2 separate regions of the Homo sapiens genome follow, and region 2 is linked to region 1. A link is an interaction called in ENCODE POLR2A ChIA-PET data of the cell type or tissue named here. Cell type or tissue: PC-3. All regions are shown on one strand.

Region 1 (8,000 bases):
ACCTGCAGTCCCACTGCTTTGGGAGGCAGGGACTGAAGGATCGCTTTAGGCCAGGAGTTTGAGACCAGTCTGAGCAACATAGCAAGAGTCTGTTTCTGCAAAAATTAAAAAATGAGCCAGGTGTGGTGGCACACACTTGTAGTCCTAGCTGCTTGGGAAGCTGAGGCAGGAGAATCACTTGAACCCAAGAGTGTGAGGTTACAGTAAGCTATGATCATGCTCCTGCACTCTAGCCTGGGCAACATAGTGAGATTCAGTCTCTAAATAGATATATAAAAACACCAGTAAATAAATGGGAAATCATTTAGGAAGCAGCTTATACCAATATTTATTCAGAGACTATTAAGACCTTAAGGATATGATCTTAAGAATATTTAAGGGTATATGTCAATCTGAAATAAAGGATATTAACAATAATACATAGTACAGTACAGTAAATTAAAAAAATAAAGGATTAATACATAGTCCCAACCTGACTATAACCTCTCACTCACTTTTTAAACCACTAAGTCTGTTGATTGCACCTACCAGATAACCTTCAATTCCACCTCTCTCCTCTTTAATCCCACTGACACGTTTCAAGGCCTCCTGATTTCTTATTTGGACTATTCCAGCAGTCTAACTGGGTTTTTGTTTTGTTTTGTTTTGTTTGAGACAGGGTCTCACTCTGTCACCCAGGCTGGAGTGCAATGGTGCAATCTCGGCTCAGTGGAGCCTTGATCTCCCAGGCTCAGGCGATCCTCCCACCTCAGCCTCCTTAGTAGCTGGGACCACAGATGCATATAGATATAGATATATAGATATAGATGTATAAATATATAAAATACAACCTAGTTTAATGTCTTTATATCTAAACCACTCTAAATTCCCCATCTCACATACTATGCTTCAGTCATATTGAGCTGTTCTCCAACTTTAGTATATGTGTTGCCTAAGTGAGCACCAGGTGTTCTCATAAAATGCTTCTCTTATATCTCTGTACAAAGACTATTCACAAATATAACCATGCCACACACTCATTTTCCAATCTATCATTTTGTCTAAGTTCCTACTTGTCTTTAAATACTCAGCTTAATACATCATCTTCTCTGTGAAGCCTATTCTGTTAATCTTCCAACTCTAAACTAGATATCCCTCCTCTATGCTCTTAGAGGTCCCTTTCAAGTATTTATCATAAAGCTTATCACTTGCCTAATGAATTACTATGTGAGTCCTCAGAATTCTGAGAATGGCTGCTCATCTGTACAGTGGCTAATAATATCTACACTGAAGGACTATTATAAGGATAAATACATGAAGTGCCTAGCACTTAAAAAAGTTCCAGTAAATGATGGCTATACTATATTATTAGCATTTTTCTCAAAAGTAAGCACCCTAATATTCACTTTACTAACTCCAGTAGCTATCCCAATACTTGGCAAAAAATAAGTTGTTACACAGTTGTAAAATGAGTAAATCTATGTTTGACAAAGATGACTCCTATAGCATTGTAAAAGACGAATTTGAGGAAGTCCTGCAAAAGACCCTTTAGGACCTCAGAAGAGAATCACTTTTAGAATTTTTTTAAAACCAAATACACATTCCATACAGACCAAGATTTGGCACCTCATTTGAGAATTACTACTAAAGGGAGTTTCTGTTAATTTATGTGGTAGTAGGAGTAGGGAGTTGGAGAGATGGAAGGGGACCCAATCCCTCATGTGCTGTTGGGATAGAAGAAACAGAGCCACAGAGGTGAGTGCTATGGCACCTAATGTAAGAGATGAAGGGCTGGGAGCAGTGGCTCACGCCTGTAATCCCAGCACTTGGCGAGGCCGAAGCAGACAGATCATCTGAGGTTGGGAGTTCCAGGCCAGCCTGACCAACGTGGAGAAACCCCGTCTCTACTAAAAATACAAAATTAGCCGGGCATGGTGACACACGTCTGTAATCCCAGCTACTTGGGAGGCTGAGGCAGGAGACTCACTTGAACCTGGGAGGGAGAGGCCACGGTGAGCCGAGATCGTGCCATTGCACAGCCTAGGCAGCAAGAGCAAAATTCCGTCTCAAAAAAAAAAAAAAAAAATAGAATTTGCCAGGCGTGGTGGCTCATGCCTGTAATCCTAGCACTTTGGGAGGCCAAGACTGGCGGATCACCTGAGTTCGGGAGTTCGAGACCAGCCTGGCCAACATGGAGAAACCCTGTCTCTACTAAAAATACAAAAAATTAGCCGGGCATGGTGGCACACGCCTGTAATGCCAACTACTCAGAAGGCTGAAGCAGGAGAATCTCTTGAACGCAGGAGGCGGAGGTTGCAGTGAGCCAAGATCAAACCATTGCACTCCAGCCTGGGCAACAAGAAAACAAGAGCGAGCTGGGCGCAGTGGCTCATGCCTGTAATCCCAGCACTTTGGGAGGCCTAGGCAGGCGGATCACAAGGTCAGGAGATCAAGACTATCCAGGCTAACACGGTGAAACCCCATCTCTACTAAAAATACAAAAAATTAGCCAGGCGTGGTGGCGGGCACCTGTAGTCCCAGCTACTCAGGAGGCTGAGGCAGGAGAATGGCGTGAACTCAGGAGGCGGATCTTGCAGTGAGCAGAGATGGCGCCACTGCACTCCAGCCTGGGCAAGAGCGAGACTCTGTCTCAAAAAAAAAAAAAAAAGAAAGAAAGAAAACAAGAGCGAAACTCCGTCTCATTAAAAAAAAAAAAAAGATGAAGATGAGGGCAACAAACATAAAAGTCAAAAAGAGGGGTAAGATTTGAGAGTCATTTCAAAGGATAATAAGAGTTGGTGAGCAACCTGGGGATCAAAGATGGCTGAAAACATCTAGTATGACAAAATAAGTTAATTGTAATATCAAGTCAAGAAGCAAGGCACACAAATTGACCCAGATTTAGAAACCAGCAAGGTCAAAAGGGAGAGAGAACTGAGTAATGGTAAGATGTAGCTGAAATAACCGAGCATGCCACTCAGGCTGTATATAGAGAGTAAAGTCAAACTAGGAAGAAGCCAAACAGGAAGCTAACATAGATTACTTTTTTTAAAGCAGTCCTGGGTAGGAAGTAGGTTCAGAACATAGTCCTAAAAAACAGTTGATCAAATGGAATGGAGATAAAGGTCGTTATAAAAGAGGAGTCCAAGAAAGTGTGGTAATTAGTATTAGAAACGTCATCTACATGAGAACTAATTAGATAGCAGAAAACAGAATATTTGTTAAACAGGGAGGTACCAAAATTTTCAAAGAACTTGAAGAGATCTAAAACAGTGACACAGATGAGAACTCCAAAAGCTTCCCAACAATTTTTCCTTAGGCTAATCTAGTGTTTACCTATGACTAAAGTGGCTAACTGAAGCTTGCTTCTACGTCAGTAAATCAGAACCTACCATTGTCATCCAGAACAACTACTCTCATGGTATTTTTTCAATAGATTCTTGACAGTTTCTTATGGCAGGAAAAATACATTCTACACCAGGTGATTTTCATATACTATAAGACAAAATTAACAGCAAAAGAAAAATATGATTTTACACTAAACAATGCTCATTTCATAATCTTATACTAGAAGATATCATTAAACCTTTCATTCTAAAGGTTCTGGTAAGGGAATGACTCAGATGGGAACAAGGAAAAGCTTCATATATATATTTGTCACAACCAAGAACATTTCTGAAGAAATACATGTTTTCTGGGAAGCTTCCAGTGTTCTCATCATCATGGTTATTCTCATTACTATGCATAGTTCCAAAAGCAACAAAACAATTTCTTATTAAAGTAGTTAAATCCAACAAAGAAATAAAACTAAATCTTACCACTCTTAAAAGCTTCAGGGAATTATTATATTTTATGGCTATTCGTAATATTTTAGTACATTTTAAATGATCCAACTACAGTGTCTTTTCATAAGTACTTCGGTATCACCATGCAATTTTAATCCATATGCTTAAACCCCTTTCACAGTTTACAGGAACAAAGCGGTTTTGATTCACAACAATGCCCTGCAGTCAAATACGCTCATGAGGTATTAATTTACAACTTCATCTGTGATCAGTTAAACTGCATGTGAAATCTTAAACATCCTTAAAAAGTTCACCACAAATAGTTCAATAAGAGATTTTTTGGTAACATTACTTTAACAAAAAACATGTAAGATTAAACTCTATTGTAAAATAAAACCAAATGCCACTTGCTTTTAAGGATAACCCACTAATAAAACAATCTTTTAAACTGTCACCTTTTACATCTAAAATATTAATTAAAAATGTAACACTGCTATCAAAAGCATGTGCCTTGTAAGCTTTTGCAAGAAAAGTCACACATAAAAAAGAAAACCAATTTCATGAAGAAAATGTGCATATTTCAACAAATAAAATGTCTCTTTAATCAGTCCTAGGAGCCAGATGTATTAAAATGTCAGGTCAACCTGAATCATACCAAAACAAAAGATTAAAATTACCAATTTTTCCAAACAACTAAAATGTCAGGTCCATAAAAGTTATGGACAAAGACAGCAATAATTTTTTAAAAAGAAAATAAATTTCCAATGCAGCTCATATTAGTAAAAAACAATAATAACTAACTTCTCAGAAAACTTGCAGTTTTGATCTTCATATTTATGTAATCTGAACCTTATGGTATTTACTCAGATTTTTTTTCTTAGCTAGCTAAAATAATAGTTATTTTGATTGGTATTCTAAGTCAATCTGAGGAATTATTATCTCATATAACAAAAAGTCCAGAGCTACAGCAGCTCCAGGGATAGGTAATTTATGATGCCTCATCAAGATCATGGACCTAAGTTCTTTCCTTGTTTTTCCTGTGTCATCTTTAGTGTGATGACTTTTTGTCCCCTAACGGTTTCAAAGTAGCTACACTAGTTGCAAGTAACAATTTAATGTCTAGGATCATAAGAGAGACTGCCTTCCCCTTGCTTATGTTTCTTTACCAAAAAAGTGGGGAACTTCCCCCAATGAACTGGCTCTCAAGGCCACTCACTATCAAATCAATGGGAGAGGGCATAAAATTACCATTACTGATTTGGATTAATTCGGGCTCAGCCCATGAGCATAAGAAGAACTCAACTTCCCATAAAGCACATGGGTATCTGTTAAGTGATCAAAACCAGGGCATCAGATCAACATTATCAAAAGTAAAGCATCAAATCAACACTATCTTCACATTTGTGTATAACACATAACAGCCATTATTTCCTTTACATGCTTCAAATGAATATTATCCAAGTTGAGTATACCTTATTCAAAATTTCTTTTGAGTCTCTTGTCGGCTCACAAAATGTTTCAGATTTTGGAGCATTATGAATTTCAAATTTTCAAATTATGGATACTTAACCTGTATATAAACCAGTGTGGTAAACCTTTTTGTAACCCTTAATATCTCAACTTGATTAACTGAGTATCTCACTAGACAACTTAATTTTGCATCTAAATTAGGAAAGACAAAATAACTACAATTCAAAATATGTGTCAAACTTTCAGTAAAACCAAAGGACTTAATACATGCATGAACTTCTGATTCCTCCTGAAACCTCACTAAAACTCTGAAAGACAAGAAAAACAAAAAAATAATGGTGACAAAATTTTGGACAGTGGAAAGCAGAGTGAGGTGCAGTGATCAACTCAATAGACCCAAGAAAGCTGAATTATAAACAGCAGTGAGAAAACCAAATTTACACTGCCATAGCCCCAAAAGCATTACACTGGGTGGCATTAGGAATCTCTACAAATAGAAGTGATGGTTGGCATTAAAACTTATTTAGAGCTGGGCATAGGGGTAAACACCCATAATCCAAACTATCTGGAAGGCCAAGGTGGGAGAAATACTTGAGGCCAGAAGTTAGACACCAGCCTGGGCTACAAGGCAAGCCCCAACTCTAAAAAACGTGTGTGTGTGTGTGTGTGTGTGTGTGTGTGTTTAAACTTGTTTAAGGCCGGGCGCGGTGGCTCACACCTGTAATCCCAGCACTTTGGGAGGCCAAGGCGGGTAGATCACAAGGTCAGGAGATCCATACCATCCTGGCTAACACAGTGAAACCCCATCTCTACTAAAAATACAAAAAATTAGCCGGGCATGGTGGCACATGCCTGTAGTCCCAGCTACTTGGGAGGCTGAGGCAGGAGAATCGCTTGAGGAAGGTGGAGGTTGCAGTGAGCAAGACCCTGGCTCCAAAACAAAAAACAAAAAACAAAAAAACACAGATATCACTAAAAAGACACAATCCCACCAAAAAAATAAGTGTGGTAGAGACGATATGAACAGACATTTTACAGAAAAGAGAAAAGTAAACTTTTTGTTTGTTTTAAGAGATCTAGTCTAACTCTGTCACCCAGGTTGGGTGCAGTGGTGCAATAATAACTCATTGCAGCCTTAAACTCCTGGGCTCAAGTGATCCTCCTCCCTGAGCCTTCTGAATAGCTGGGACTACAAGTACATAATACCACACCAGTTTAATTTTTCTTTTTTAGAGACGGGGTCTCCCTACATTGCCTGGGCTGATCTCAAATTCCTGGTTTCAAGCAATCCTCTGCCTCAGCCTCCCAACTTGCTGGGATTACAGACCTGAGCACTTCACTTGGCCACAAATGTTTTTAAACAAGATGCTCAACTTCACTCATGAAAAAAAAAAATTCGAGGTAAGATGAAACATCACTATTTAGTGATCAAACTGGCAAAAAAAGAAAAAATCAAAAGTTTGGCAATTCTGTTGGTGAGGCTCTGGGTAAAAGGCACTCAATTTTTTTTTTTTTTTTTGAGATGAAGTCTCACTCTGTCACCCAAGCTGGAGTGCAGTGGTACGATCTCGGCTCACTGCAACCTCCGGGTTCAAGTGATTCTCTGGCCTTAGCCTCCCAAGTAGCTGGGACTACAGGCATGAGCCACCATGCCCAGCTAATTTTTGTATTTTTAGTAGAGACGGGGTTTCACTATATTGGCCAGACTGGTCTCAAACTCCTGACCATGATCCACCCACCTCAGCCTCCCAAAGTGCTGGGATTACAGGCGTGAGCCACTGCACCTGGCCTCAATTTTTATTTTTTGTTTATTTTTTTAAGATGGAGTCTCGCTCTGTCACCCATGCTGGAATGCAGTGGCGCAATCTCGGATCACTGCAACCTCCGCCTCCCAGATTCAAGCAAATCTCCCTGCCTCAGCCTCCCGAGTAGCTGGGATTACAGGCGCCCACCACTACGCCCGGCTAATTTTTGTATTTTTAGGAGAGATGAGGTTTCACCATCTTGGCCATGCTGGTCTTGAATTCCTGATCTCGTGATCCACCTGCCTCAGCCTCCCAAAGTGCTGGGATTACAGGCGTGAGCCACCGCGCCCAGCTGGCCTCAATTTTTTTTATGAAGCCAAGAACAAGAGGGATGAACAAAAATCAAAAATCATTATGTTAAAAAATAAAGATTATAAGATTAAAGAATCCAACTAATGGCTATTATAAAAGACATATAAAAAGCAAAAGGACTCCTAATGTATAAATGTGAAAGAAGCTGAGTGTGATGGCTAACATCTGTAGTCCCAGCTACTCAGGAGGCTAAGACGGGAAGATCGCTTGAGGCCACAAGTTAGAGGATGTAGTGTGCTATCATCATGCCTATAAACAGTCACTGTACTTCTGCCTGGGCAATATATCCAGACCCCAACTCTAAAAATAAAAATAAAAAAAGTGAAAGAAGGAAAAAGGACATATTGGTCAAATGTTGACCAAAAGAAAGAAGTTTAACTACATGTAATTGTTATCAGATAAACTTTAAACTAAAAGATGATCAACTAGGAAAGAAAGGATCATAACAAAATTATTTAAGTTCACATTACCAGTAAGACAAAGTAATTTTAAAAGTATGTGCATCTAATAAAATAGTCTCAAAATATATCAAGCCAAAAAAATCTGGAAAAAAATGGACAAACCTAACATCACAGTAGATTTGTTTTAGGGTTGTTTTTTTTTTTTTTTTTTTTAATTTTTTTTTTTGAGATGGGGTCTCACTCTGTCA
Region 2 (8,000 bases), 760 kb before region 1:
GGTCTTGAACTCCTGGTCTCAGGCCACCCTCCCGCTTTGGCCTCCCCAAAGTGCTAGGATTACAGGTGTGAGCCACCTTGTCTGGCCAGATTGATCTTTAAAAAAGTAAACAATGCTTACTTCTTTCTTAAAATCCTCTAGCAGACTTCCACCACACTTGCAATAATACTCCTTCCTATGGCGGGCAGGGCCCACCATGCTCCAGCCCCTCTACCTTTCCAAACTCCTATTCCCCTTGCCACTTCAGCCACACTGGCTTCCTTTCTGTTCTCAGCAGTTGTTCCCTCTGCCTGGATGAAACGCTTTCTCTCCAACTCTTCCTCAGCCTTCTCATCCCTCAGTCTTGGCTTAAACACCACCTCCCCACAGTGGCCTTTCCTGACCGCCTTGCCTGAAGCAGGACCACAGTCATTTTGTATCATGTCATGAAGTTTTAGGTCCTTCGGATAGCTCTCACTGCTATCTAAAATTATCTTTGTTTATTTCCTACCCCCATTAGTATCTGACCTTCCTGAGGGAACTTCACTAACCTGTTCTTTTGTTTTTTGAGACAGTTTCACTCTGTCACCCAGGCTGGAGTGCAGTGGCGTGGTCTCAGCTCACGACAACCTCCACTTCCTGGGTTCAAGCGATTCTTGTGCCTCAGCCTCCCAAGTAGCTGGGACTGCAGGCATGCGCCATCACACCTGGCTGTTTTTTGTTTTTTCTTTTTGTATTATTAGTAGAGACAGGGTTTCGCCACGTTGACCAGGCTGGTCTCGAACTCCTGACCTCATGTGATTTGCCTGCCTCGGCTTCCGAAAGTGCTGGGATTATAGGCGTGAGCCATTGTGCTCGGCCCCTGTTCATTTCTTTACCATCAGCACCCAGCACAGTGCCTGGCACATAATAGATTGCAAATAATTATTTGGGGATGGATAATTGATTACAGGAAATAGACAATGCTTCCTGAAAGGCCTTCGTTGTCTCCAGCCTCCATACCTCAGGTGGTGCTGTTTCCTTGGCTTGGCCCGCGCTTGCCTCCTTCTTCCCCTCCATCACCAAATGTTGACACTTGTAGTGACACAGGCCTCTCCCTGCCCCACCCCACAGGCAGGAAGAACCCGTGTTTCCTCTGGCAGCCCATCTCCACTCCGGCCCCACCATGCTGCCTTCTCATCGAGTCATATTTCAGAGCCACCTACTTCAAGAGGACTTTACTGTTCCTGGAAATTCTTGCCTAGAAAGATAAAGCTGTAGCCCATTAAATAACTTCACTGCTGGCTTCAAGAACTTCCCTGCAATCAATTCAAACAACAGATGGCTCAAAAAGCCCTCCTTCTCAGAACAATGCTCTGCCCAGCTGGGCAACAGCTCCCCAAAGCAACACTTTCCCGTTCACATCGTGCCAACGTGAATTTGTGAACTTTGCCCAATCCCAATCCAATCCTCTTATGGAAGGCCTTGCTTTAAACCATTCAGTTGAGCGTCCATCTCCAAACCCTAAAAACATCCAGCAGGTTCAGAGCAGAGGTTGGGAGAAGGCAGCCCTGATGAACAGGTTATTCTGGAGGGCTTTCAGGCGATTTGGCAGGTCCAGATCTGCGACCACCGTAGAGGCCAGCACCAGGTTCCGCTGTGTATACTGAATGATGAAAGAACTAATGGACGAACGAATAGCTCAGCTTGCCTACCCCAGCCTCCACCCTGTCCTTTCTTGAGACAGCCGAGCCAGAATCACAAAACAGTGCAGGTGGCCTAGGGGACCGGGTAAGAGCAGAGCTTTGGGACTTCATTTGCAATAACTAGTCCTCATTCTGGAACTGGAATCCACAGCGGAAAGCGTGGGTGGCCCCTGAGTTTCCCGGACCCGGGGCAGGGCGCCGCGCGCCCACAGATTTCTCTCCCCTGCGCCCAGGGCGACGGCGCTGGACCGCTATAGGCTGCAGAAGGCGGGGTTCACGCACGTGCTGAACGCGGCCCACGGCCGCTGGAACGTGGACACTGGGCCCGACTACTACCGCGACATGGACATCCAGTACCACGGCGTGGAGGCCGACGACCTGCCCACCTTCGACCTCAGTGTCTTCTTCTACCCGGCGGCAGCCTTCATCGACAGAGCGCTAAGCGACGACCACAGTAAGAGACCCGCGGCCCCGCCCCGATCGGCCCCGCCCCGCCCCGCCCCGACTCGCCCCGCCCGTAGCTTAGGCCCCGCCCCTTCCCCGCCCCACTAAGGCTCCGCCCCTAGCCTAGGCTCCGCCCTTAGCCCAAGGTTTCCCCGTCTGAGGCCCAGGCCGGAAGCGGGATGTGCGCGTGCGAAATCTTTGTCGCAAAGCTGGGCCACTGGGGCTGCTTGTGGCCGAGGGTAAAGGTCCGAGCCCCTGGAAGCTGTGAAGGTTTAAGGACCTGCACCACCCAGCGTGCTGCTGGTGGGGTTCGGGCCTTGATTGCAGCTCTGGGGAATGGAAATAGGGCGTAAGAATAAAAGGCCTTTTGGTCGGAGTCTTTGCTAAAGAACATTTGCCATCCTTCAAAAGGCGGAGGCGGTCTGGGAGCTCTCAAAGCTGGGACTGCGGCCGGAGACACTAATTGTGCCTGGGCCTGAACCCAACTAGTAGCCAAGGGCTTTGATGCCAGAAAACCCTCAGGGAGCTGACTTGAGTGGGAATCCATGGAGAGACCTTAAATTCTCCTGCCCACCAACCAAGTTACACTCCCCAGTTACACTCAGCCTCGTGAGGCCTCCAGTAGAAAGCTGACAAGCTGGGCTTTACTGGCACGCTGTATTTGAGGTATAATTTGGGTTTTGCACCCCCAGCGTCCAAGTTTTCCCAGTGTTAATTATCCAGCTTTTAAATCACAGTGCTAGTCTTTGTGCTCAGAATGCACTGTTGGCTACCCTAATCCAGCAAAGGCTACAAGGCTATTTTGGAGAGAAGGGCACAGCTTAGGGACGCATCGGGGGTAAGACAATATACAGTTATTGCTGCAGGGTGTACTTCAGTGGAATTCCACAGAGGCCAGAGGGACTTCAGCTCCCTAATCTGTGCTCTGACTTCAGCCCAATGTGTCACACACCCCTTTGTGGAGCCATCACATAATTCAGGGTATCTGGTTACTGAAAGCCTTTCTTGCCACAAGAGGTTGTGATTACAAGGCTCAGTGACTGACCAAATAGTCTGCTGCAGGAACTTGCAACCTGGGGCTGGGCCTAGGCCAGGTCTGCTGGACAATATCAGACCTTAATGGACATCCCAAGGTGGCCCTGGCCCCACAGCCAACCATAGCCACCAACAATTTGTCATTATTTTGGCTCAGAAAGCAATGTCACAATGAAAAAAAACCCTTAGAGCTAACATGCCTGTATTAGAAGATGCCTCATTTCCAGGCCTTCCTTTTATGAGTCTATTTATGAACCATCTTTTGTGCTGTGTACATTCTGGGTTTCCAAGCAGGATCAAAAACACAACTGAACTGAGTCATCACCACAAGGTAAAATTTGCCTCATAGTATTTGAAGTTAACTGAAAACACATTTGACATGAAAAAAACAAAGACTGCAACAACCTAATCCTTCAGTTTCTGTTTAATGCACTCACTTGCCATTACTATATTTTAGACCTTACCCTTCATGGAAGGGGCCTGGCAGGCTTCGGAGAAGACAGGGCTGGGTTTACATTTCTGTCACACAATTTACTAACGATGTGATTTCTCTGAGCCTTGGTTTCTCCATCCGGTGATAAAAATATTTACCTTCAGAGGTTATAATGAGGATCAGCAGTAACGCGCGTAAAGCGCTTAGCATAGAACCTGGTGGACAGCAGGCTCTCGGATGTATTTGATAAAGCGTGGTCATACACTGTGAAGCATATAACCACGCCAGCATGTGCACATCATCATCGTAAAGTTTCCAATCCTCAAAGAAAAAAAAAAGACATTCCAACTTTGAACTGTAAGATATACTCACATGAAAGCTTGTTGTAGGTTCCTGGCACTCAATTTTAGGGTCTGCCCCCACTGCCAAATCCAGAAAGAATCAGGCTCTCAAGTTGAAGCTTAGGCCTAGGCAGATGACAGAACATTATGAGGAGGTGTCAGGCTGCTGTGGATCATGACTGTTAGACCAGGTGGCACCTAGCAAACAAAGGGCCAACGGAGGAGAGTAGATACTTGGATCAGAGACTATGAGTGGGATAGAATGAATGGATGGGGGTGCCGGGACTCGACCAGATGGCTAGGGATGGGGAGCAGGACATGACCCCACTGGAGATGGCAGGGTAGGCTCTGCTCTCAGCACCTTTGCACTGGCATATCTAAATAATTCAAGTCAGGGCTCAAACGCCTACCCTGCAGAACCATGCAGAGTGTAAACAAATGAAGATGGCTGCATGTACAGCGGAGGGGTGTGGGTAGGGGGCACTTGTGGCTAAGCAGAGAGCCCTGTACCCCTTCAGAGGGGCACCTGCCACCCAGCCTCAGCTAATGCTTGTCTTGTGAGAGTCAGTGCAAATGTGGGAGATCTGACTTTTCAGAAGTCTCCAATCTGGATTATAAAATCACTCGATTTTTAGGTCTTGGCAACAGATTGAAATTTCTTAAAATGCTGCAAAGGACAGACTAAAGCAACCCAATGGCCATCAGGTTGTAACCTGTGCCCTGAGTGGCCAGAGCAACCAAACAAAATGCCCGCTAGCTCAGCAGCAGCAATGCCACAGACTTCATACCCAGTGGACGGCAGGTGCTCAGCCCACCTGCCACATGCAGTTGTGTCTAGGCAAGGGACACTGCTTGGCATTTTAGTGCTGGACCTACTTGTATGTTTCTTACACTCTCTATGTAAGTGGTGTGGATAGACAGTCTGGCCAAAAAGCAAGGCATCACTCCTTGCTTCCTCTTGTCTATGTTCTTTGTTCTCATTGACTGGTTTCAGCCAAGTGTACACCATTCCCCCTACCTGGCTTCTCACAGCCGGTCATTTTCACTCTTTTTGAAAAGCGTTCCTTGTGGAGCTGTACTCGTGGGCTGTAATCAGCCCCTGGGGCCCTCTCCCATCCCATCACTACCCTGACTTGACCCTTTATAAAGAACTCCCCAGGCAACCTCAGTCACTCTTAAAATATCTCGGAGATAATCCAGTCCCTGGTCCTGCCCTGACAGCTGGGCAAACAGAGGCCCAGAGAAGACAAGTGAGGTGCCCAGGGTCACAGAGCTAATCAGAGGCAGCGCCATCAGGACACCTGCCTACCAGCGGGGATTCCTTCTGTCACCGAGGCCTCACAGAAGAGTCCTCTGCCCTTATTTTGAGCACCTGGTGACTTTGCTGTATAAGAGGTCACCGAATATCATGGAGGGCGAGTCATGCCAGCTGGTTATAGGATCTGAAAAAACTGAATTTGTCACTCTTCATCAGAAAAAGAAGTACTCACAAAATACTGTCACAGGAACCCCACTTGGGTTGCTTTAACTGCCCCCGATTCGGCATCCTCCGAGGTGAATTAGTGTGGTTTTAATTTAATGAAGTCTTCTAAGAAACTCCAGGGCAAATGCCACGAGGCGCTAAAGATCAGACTTTAGTATCACGCTCTCCTTTTGGCAGTCCATGGCCTGCTTCTGAAGGCATCTTAAAATATATTATGGATAAGGGAAGTATGAATAAATAAATGAAGCCTGCTTTCAAGCAGGAGGTTGATTCTCTGGTGCTTCTAATAAGCTTTAACCGACCAGATTTTCACTGTTTGGTTTTTGTTTTTGTTTTTTTGAGACGGAATCTCGCTCTGTCACCCAGGCTGGAGTGCAGTGGCGTGATCTCCACTCACTGCAACCTCCACCTCCCGGATTCAAGCGATTCTCCTCTTTCAGCCTCCCAGGTAGCTGGGAGGTGCCCACCACCACACCTGGTGAATTTTTGTATTTTTTAGTAGAGACAGGGTTTCACCATGTTGGCCAGTCTGGTCTCCAATTCCTGGCCTCAAGTGATCCACCCACCTCGGCTTCCCAAAGTGCTGGGATTAGAGGCATGAGCCACCACGCCCAGCCGATTTTCACTGTTGGAAGGGTCTCTTGCCCTATCTCCCTCCAGCCCCGGCAGTTCATAATACACCTTGCACCTTGTTTCTCAGAACTTCCACACACCTAGAACCTCTTGGGAAGAAGTAAGGGCTCTACCAGAATTTCTTTGCAAGTTACTAAGAAAGGCAGGTTCCCAGATAGTGCATGGGAGATGGGCAGAAAGCATCTCCTGAAAGCAAGGAAGGAGTCTGCTTAGCAAGGAGCACACCTGGCTGCGGGGCGGAGCGTGGTGCAGGGTAACAGTCTTAGCCTACGTCTGATTTTCGTGACAGAGGCCTACCTTCCAGTCACTCCTAAAAGCATGCAATTGAGGAGCAGTAGAGATTCTGGATTTGGGTTTCCTTTTCTTGAGATGCAGTCTTGCTCTGTCGCCCCGGCTGGAGTGTAGTGGCGCGATCTCAGCTCACTGCAACCTCTAACTCCTGGGTTCAAGCAATTCTCCTGCCTCCGCCTCCTGAGTAGCCGGGACTACAGGTGCACCACCACGACTGGCTAATTTTTGTGTAGAGATGGAGTTTTGCCATGTTGGCCAGGCTTTAACCACATGGGCTCCAGGTGCTCTGACTGTATGTGAGAACATAAGGACCTGCAAGCATAGGTATGCACTAGCTGCTGCTGTTCCTAAAGATGAACTGTGGTCAGGCATGCCTCAAGGGCTCTGACTGTAGTCATGAAGAAAAGTATCTCCAAGCATGAGAGGGGCGCTGATCTCTCCCACTGCAACAAGTGTGCTCTGGCCAGGGGGACCCTAGGAGCTCTGACAGAAGTTGGGAAATAAAAGCCCAACACAGGTATAGTGCTGGCCCCTGTGATGGTAAGAGATGTGCTCTGGCATGATGGGTCTCAGCTAATCTGACCACAAGAAGGAACAAAAGTGTTGCCTGGACCTTGATTCTTCTCAATAGGCCTGACTCCTCCAATAGTAACACATGTGCATTCACCCAGCTTGAACTCCCAACCTCAAGTGATCCGCCCACCTCAGCCTCCCAAAGTGCTGGGATTACAGGTGTGAGCCACCGCGCCCGGCCTCATGCCCTAGTCTTGGAAACAAAATTCAGCTCTTGGAACTCCTACCAGAGCTTAGTGTCCTCTGTCCCTCCTTTTCCCCTTTCTCTCCTGCTCCCTCCACCTCCCCCTCTCCTCCCACCCCCTCCATCTCCCTTCCAACTCTTTCTCCCCTCCCCTCTGCCACTTAACAGAATTCAGGCCCCCAAAAGGCTTAATGAACTACAGCTTTCATCTGTTTCAAGTACTGAGTCATGACAGAAAGAATTACCCTGTTTTCTGGGAGAGGAAGAAACGCTTTGGTTATCAGCAGGGCTGGCCAGAGGCCCGGCAGCCTCCAGAAAGGTCCGTGGGATTTGAATGCCAGGGGTGGACATTCATCCAGCTGGACACGTTCACACCCCAGGAGCGCGGTCATGCCAGGGAGAACCTGGGACCAGCCTCCCCCAGATCCGAAACAGCAATCAAGAAGTGGGTGCTTGCTTTCTGGCCATGGTGCTCAGGGGAAAGGCAGCCCAGCCACACTGTAGGAGCTCAGCAGCCATTCATTAGCACAAACAAATTGTGCTAAAATCGAGTTATTTACAGGGTTATTTGCCTTCTCAACAACCCTATGAAGAAGACACCGAGAGTGTCCCCGTTCTACAGAGGCAGCTGTGGGGCACAGTGCTGAGTCACTTTCTGTGGGCGAGAGGGTGACAGTCAGGATGGGAGTGGGCCCTACCTGTGCCCCCAACACCTGCCCCTCAGTGTGGGTTTTCTCCTCCCTGCTCCATCTGCAGGTAAGATCCTGGTTCACTGCGTCATGGGCCGCAGCCGGTCAGCCACCCTGGTCCTGGCCTACCTGATGATCCACAAGGACATGACCCTGGTGGACGCCATCCAGCAAGTGGCCAAGAACCGCTGCGTCCTCCCGAACCGGGGCTTTTTGAAGCAGCTCCGGGA

Evidence for each region. Peaks named below come from ENCODE experiments on the same cell type or tissue, not always from the same donor. Only the 100,000 strongest peaks of a DNase experiment are listed, where the experiment ranks them.
Region 2: POLR2A ChIA-PET joins it to region 1 with 5 read pairs; 2 of 35 experiments call an interaction of 5 or more read pairs at or near these places.

Annotation. Positions count from the first base shown.
Region 1 is chr10:74,278,332-74,286,331 of GRCh38, reverse strand. The region is part of intron 3 of ADK (adenosine kinase); the gene reads right to left. Among named protein-coding and RNA genes, the nearest start is that of ADK, 130 kb to the right of the region's middle. In PC-3, no CTCF peak of the experiment used is centred here; DNase peaks (open chromatin) are centred at 3,311 and 3,621; H3K4me3 peaks cover 542 bases; H3K27ac peaks cover 3,415 bases.
Region 2 is chr10:75,037,915-75,045,914 of GRCh38, reverse strand. It overlaps DUSP29 (dual specificity phosphatase 29), which reads left to right. Exons shown (of 4, transcript NM_001003892.3): 3 at 1,898-2,118; 4 at 7,838-8,000. Among named protein-coding and RNA genes, the nearest start is that of SNORD172, 20 kb to the right of the region's middle. RefSeq lists enhancers at 1,630-1,739, 1,880-2,069. In PC-3, no CTCF peak of the experiment used is centred here; DNase peaks (open chromatin) are centred at 3,094 and 3,414; H3K27ac peaks cover 1,608 bases.